Linked DNA regions of Homo sapiens: region 1 is linked to region 2. Evidence: read pairs that join two places in POLR2A ChIA-PET (ENCODE). Cell type or tissue: HepG2. All regions are shown on one strand. Links, peaks and the distances in the headings refer to the core of each region. The heading gives the core; the rest is flanking DNA. Region 1 overlaps LOC105374493 (a long non-coding RNA gene). Region 2 overlaps LOC105374493 (a long non-coding RNA gene).

Region 1 (2,817 bases), core at 67-2,566, 49 kb after region 2:
ATAAAATCCCCCTCATTTACCATCTTTCAATTTGTTCACGCAACCTCATTTTTCTGGATGCCAGACAAGAGCTCAGGAGCCGCAAGTGCAGATACAAAAGGCTGTCACACTAGCCCTTTGCCCTTGCTGGCAGGGGGCAGCTGTCTCACGCAAAAAGGCAGAGGACCCATAAAAAATGATGAGTTCATGTCCTTTGTAGGGACATAGATGAAATTGGAAACCATCATTCTCAGTAAACTATCGCAAGAACAAAAAAACCAAACACCGTATATTCTCACTCATAGGTGGGAATTGAACAATGAGATCACATGGACACAGGAAGGGGAACATCACACTCTGGGGACTGTTGTGGGGTGGGGGGAGGGGGGAGGGATAGCATTGGGAGATATACCTAATGCTAGATGACGAGTTAGTGGGTGCAGCACACCAGCATGGCACATGTATACGTATGTAACTAACCTGCACAACGTGCACATGTACCCTAAAACTTAAAGTATAATAATAAAAAATAAATAAATAAATAAATAAATAAAGGCAGAGGACCCACTAAGCTGTTAACACTTAAGCCGTCCATGGATGGCAGAGCTAAAAGAGCACTGTGAGGCTTCAGGGGTCACAGGCACCCCTGCCTGGACGTTGCCATGGGGCCTACATGGAATTTGCTCTTGCTGGCACTAAAGCATCTGGCTGGTTCCTGCACCTGCTTACCTGTGTGCTGCCTCCCACAAGGAGTAGAACACAGTGTGTCTGAGTGAGTGAACTTTGATCCCACTGGTGCTGAAGCAGCCAGATTGTTCCAGCTCTCATTCACTCCAGTTCCCATACCCATTTGCTCACACTCTCCCTCCTGCTAGTTGAGAGTGGTGGGCTGAGTAAAAGAGGCTCTCCTCTCGTGAGTCCTGTGAAGGCATCAGGGAAATATTCTGCTTCATGATCACAGTTTTTCTTTGCTTAAGTGTCCTCCTGAACCTTGGGACATTATTTACTTGATCTTTCAAAGGGATCACCTGACCTGAGGTTTAGGGATTATGTCTGTGGACTCAAGCTGGATATATTTGTTTGCTAGGGCTGCCATAATAATGTTCCACAGACTGGGTGGCTTAAACCATGGACACTCATTTTCTGGAGGTTAAAAGTTTGAGATCAAGGTGTCAGCAGTGTTGGTTTCTTCCTAGACCTCTTCCCTTGGCTTGTAAATGGCCACCTTCCCCCTGTGTCTTCATATAGATTTCCTCTGCATCTGGGTCTTCCTTATCTCTCTTCTCGTACTAAATTAGAGCCCACCTAGAGGACCTTATTTTAACTAATTACCTCTTTAAAGACCCTCTCTTTAAACACAGTCATATCCTGTGGGGGTTAGGACTTCAACAGGACATAAATGAGCCCATAACACTGGATGTGTGGAAACACTGAGCTCCATAACTTGGAGGCAAGATTATGCCTATCATAATAATAATACTATGTATTTTAAATTCAAGTTCCACCACATGACAGGGAATGGACAGGCTTTATCCCATGTTGTGTCATTAAAGCCTCACAAATCATGTCTTACTGGGCCTGTTTTCTAGGTTAGGTAGCTAAGAGAAGGTAGGTGATTTCCCTGAGGTCACACAGCTAGTAAGTGGCACAGGCTGAGATTCCCAATGACCTCCAAAGATCCCGTAGGTTTCTCTCCAGTTGGATTCAAATGCTGCAGCACTCTCAAGGGGATGCCCTCGCTGAAACACAATGCCAGGCCTGTCACTCAGAGCCCGAGTGTTCTTAAGCCATGAGGGTGCAAGCTTCAGTAGTGAGGGGAAACAGCCCAGACCAGAGGCACTGCAACTCTCAATGCAACACCAGGAGCCTTTCATGAAAGGCCACTCAGCCAGGCCCAGGAAGGCTGAAAGACATTTAAGTACTGCATGTTCTAACATGCAAAAAGCAACAGCTCTCCACCAGGCAGGACTGAAATCAAAAGCCCAACACCATTGCCTCTCTGAGGGGCAGCCTGTCTCCCAGGAATGTGGCCATGATAAATGAGAAATACGTATAAAGTGTGAGCCCTTGCCCCAAAGGGTGCTGAATAAATGTCGGGTATTATACTATTGTTTATTTGGGCTACCCAAGTGCATTGGACTGAACAAGAGTATTTCTTTCACTGACAACCGTGGTCATTGTGGTGAAAAGATTTATGTTAGGATGTATGAATGATGCCTCTGTGTACATGTGTGTGTTTATGTGTGCATGTGTGTGTGAGTGTGTGTGTGTGTTGCTAATATTTGGTGTGCTTTGTAGGGTAGTGGGGGCTGCATTTATCCTGGAAAATGAGCTGGAAATTTCAGGAAAGTTTTGGTTACCCACAACTCCCATTTGACGGCCTTTCCGAAAGTTTTAGATTTAATCACAGAATCTTTATTTGAAGAGGAGCTCAGGGATTGCCTAATCCTTGTGTTCACCTAGTTTCAAGGCTTTACTATAACATTCTGGAGATGTGATTAAACAACTTCTGATTGAATGCTTCTGCTGATGGTGGACTCACTACCTCTGGAGGGACATTTGTTCCTTTTGCTGACAGCTTAAGGGAACGGAGGAAAGGAACCTTTATAGGGCACTTTGAATATTTCAGGCACTGTGCCCAAAGCTTTACATGTGTCATTGCATCTACTTGTCTTCGTAACACTTGAGGTAGTTTTTATTTCTATTATTATTATTACTACTAGGAGCAAGGCTTATTAGGAACCACATACACTTCTTTGCACTTTATATATAGTAAGTCATTTAATTTTTCCAACAACCCTCTGAAGTAGCTACTTTTATTTCTCTATTTTATAGATG
Region 2 (2,817 bases), core at 37-2,536:
AACACTGTGGTGCTGGCTCCAGTGGGAAAATCAACAACAACGCTATAGAGCAACCCACAACCAAAAACAGCTGAAGAAAAGAGAAAACACCAGGAGAAAAATATGGAAGCAGATCTTCCAATCACCTCCACAAGCAATGGCCATGTCAACATTGAGAATAATTGATTCTGACAGAGAGGAAAGTAGTAATTGGAATGAAACTTGTTTGAATAACAGCTTAAATGTTTCTTTCCTTGCTCTCCAGATTACATGCACTGTAAAGCCAGATTTCTTTCTCCTGGTTAGCTCACAGTGGACATTCTGTATCCAGGGGGCCTGTGAAAAGAAAGAAAGAAAAAAAAAACTTGTGAATTTGCCTCTTTCTGGATGACTGTTGAGTTTGGATTTTAGGCTCAAATAGATAATTTCTTGACGGTAAATCCCAAATTTTGTCTGTTGCAAACATCCCTTATAGGCTATTTTTAAGATATTGAGAGGCTGGATACTATCTGGGTCATAGCGTTTCATCCACTCAACTGGCTAACAAAAGTAAAGTTAGAACTTTTTCACAATCTGGCTCCTTTATATCAGTATCCAGTTACAGTGAGGGGAATAACATTGCAGTTTTCCAGGTGGTATTAGTCAGGATTTTTTAGAGAAATGTAAGCAATAGGAGATAGCTGTCTGTCTGTCTGTCTGTCTGTCTATCTATCATCTATCTATCTATCTAGATTTATTATAAGGTATTAGCTCACACAAATATGGAAGTTGAGAAGTCTTCTATTCTGCTATGTACAAACTGAAGATCCAGGGATATTAGTGGTGCAATTCAAAGGCCTGAAAGCTGGAAAGCCAATGGTGAAGATTCTAGTCTGAGTTAGGCCCATGAACCAGGGAATGTCAAAAGCAGGAAAAGATCAATGTCTTAGCTCAAGCTATCAGGCAGAGGCGGGACAAATATAACCTTTCTCTGCCTTTTCATTCTATTTGTGTCCTTAGTAAATCAGATTCTGCCCACTCTAGTTGGGAAGGGCCATCTGCTTTACTCTGTCCACCAAATAAAATGCTAATCTCTTCTGGAAAACATCCTCACTAACACCCAGAAATAATGTTTAACTAGATATATGGGCACCCTGTGGCCCAGTTCACACATAAACATCACTATCACACAGGTGAAAGTCCAAATTTCACAGTGAAGCATGTTGGCCCTTTATAATCTGCCTTGCTGGCTACTACTGTAGTTGCTCCACTCTGTGCCTCTACTGTGTCAAACATTTGTAGGATTTACATGATGTGGCCACTTCTCCTCTCTTTGATCATCTGTCTTTCCACCTAATCCCCCACTCACAATCTCTACCCATGTGGGCCTTCAACCTATGTCTTGAGTCTTCCAGGTCATTTCCACTCTCTGAATGTTTTCTCTTACTGCTCCCTTTGGTCAGTGTTCAACCCCCTTGTCTTCACATGTTAAGAATCCTTCTTAACTTTTGGGTTTGGCTGTCATAGCCAAAAGACACGTTCCATGATGACGCTCCCATGTCCCAAATAAAATAGTTCTGCTGGAACTATACCATTTAGCTCATTTGATTTTTTACATTGCATATTTGGTTTCTAAAAATACCTCTATCGTTGTTTGTTTATTATCTATGCTGCCCCTCCTCCACAGCCACCTGAAATCTTCATGACAGCAGAGACTTTACTCTATTATTCACTCTTGTATTGCACGCATGCTGGGAGCTCAATAGACATATAAATAACAGGTTCTCCAGACACAATGGGTTTTGCCATGCTTGCTTTCCTTTGTCAAGTCAGTGTTTCTCCCTCCACTTAGTCAACTAGCTCAGTCAGCCCTTTCTCCTGCTTCAAAGAGCCGGCTCACATGTTCTCTTTTACTGGAGTCTTTCTTCACATGGTGGAGCAAGGTGCTTCTTCTACATTCGCCTGGTCCCATTCATTACAGCAATTAGCATGTTGCATTCCATGTGTTTATGGATATAGCTCGGCATGGAAATGGATGTTTTTTGAAGTCAGGAATTATGTCTGTTTCTGTAAATTAACAAGGCTAGTGCAGTGAATGTACATAGAAGATGTTTAAAAATGTTTGCTGAGTAAATTAATAGTCATTGCCTCAGCTGACAAGACTTCAAAACTGTGGCATTATTTTGAGGCTCTCTTTTTGTTCAGAGAGTCCATGATTTTGAGTTTTTTCTCATTTTCTCTCTATCAGATGTATTCCCATCATTTAAAGCAAAAGCATAGTTTGGAAGCCCTCAAACTGGCCAAGTATAATAGTTTCCTAACTCATTATTTTGGGTCTAATTTCCCTTTCCTCTAGTATCCTAAGTAAGAAAAATTCACAATTTCTTATCCCTGGTGCTATTCTTTAATTCTCAGATAAGGGAGAAGAAATTCTTAATCTGATTGGTTACATTAGCAAAAACTCTTTTAGGCTTCCTCTAATACATCTCAACGTTCTCTGCCACTCTGTCTTACTCTGTCTCTGCTTCTCTGAAATGGAGAAGTGGCAGAGTGAATGGACTCTGGAACTTCCAATAATTCTTCTCCCCTTGCTGTAGGCCAAAGTAAGATCCCAGGGGTTAGCTGTGATGGGGTCTAGGTGAGCAGAGGTTTGGCTTCAGCCTTGAGCTTCAGCTTCAGGTGCCTAAAGAATTTTCAGCAGAGCTCTGTAATGGGTTATCAGTTGCTGATTTCACTGTTAATAAAGTAGTGTTTGACATCTATATTTCTATTACCCTTATATGTATAATAAGTGACTTTTGTATGCTCTTCATATATTTTTGAAGGAAAGAACTCCTGCTATATTCATCTTTATTTCTA

What was found. Peaks named below come from ENCODE experiments on the same cell type or tissue, not always from the same donor. Only the 100,000 strongest peaks of a DNase experiment are listed, where the experiment ranks them.
Region 1: POLR2A ChIA-PET joins it to region 2 with 9 read pairs; 1 of 35 experiments calls an interaction of 5 or more read pairs at or near these places.

Annotation. Positions count from the first base shown.
Region 1 is chr4:12,873,999-12,876,815 of GRCh38, reverse strand. It overlaps LOC105374493 (a long non-coding RNA gene), which reads left to right. Exons shown (of 3, transcript XR_007058047.1): 3 at 1-24. Among named protein-coding and RNA genes, the nearest start is that of RAB28, 610 kb to the left of the region's middle. In HepG2, for the core only: no CTCF peak of the experiment used is centred there; a DNase peak (open chromatin) is centred at 1,005.
Region 2 is chr4:12,923,413-12,926,229 of GRCh38, reverse strand. All of the region lies in intron 1 of LOC105374493 (a long non-coding RNA gene), which reads left to right. Among named protein-coding and RNA genes, the nearest start is that of RAB28, 560 kb to the left of the region's middle. In HepG2, for the core only: no CTCF peak of the experiment used is centred there; a DNase peak (open chromatin) is centred at 1,139.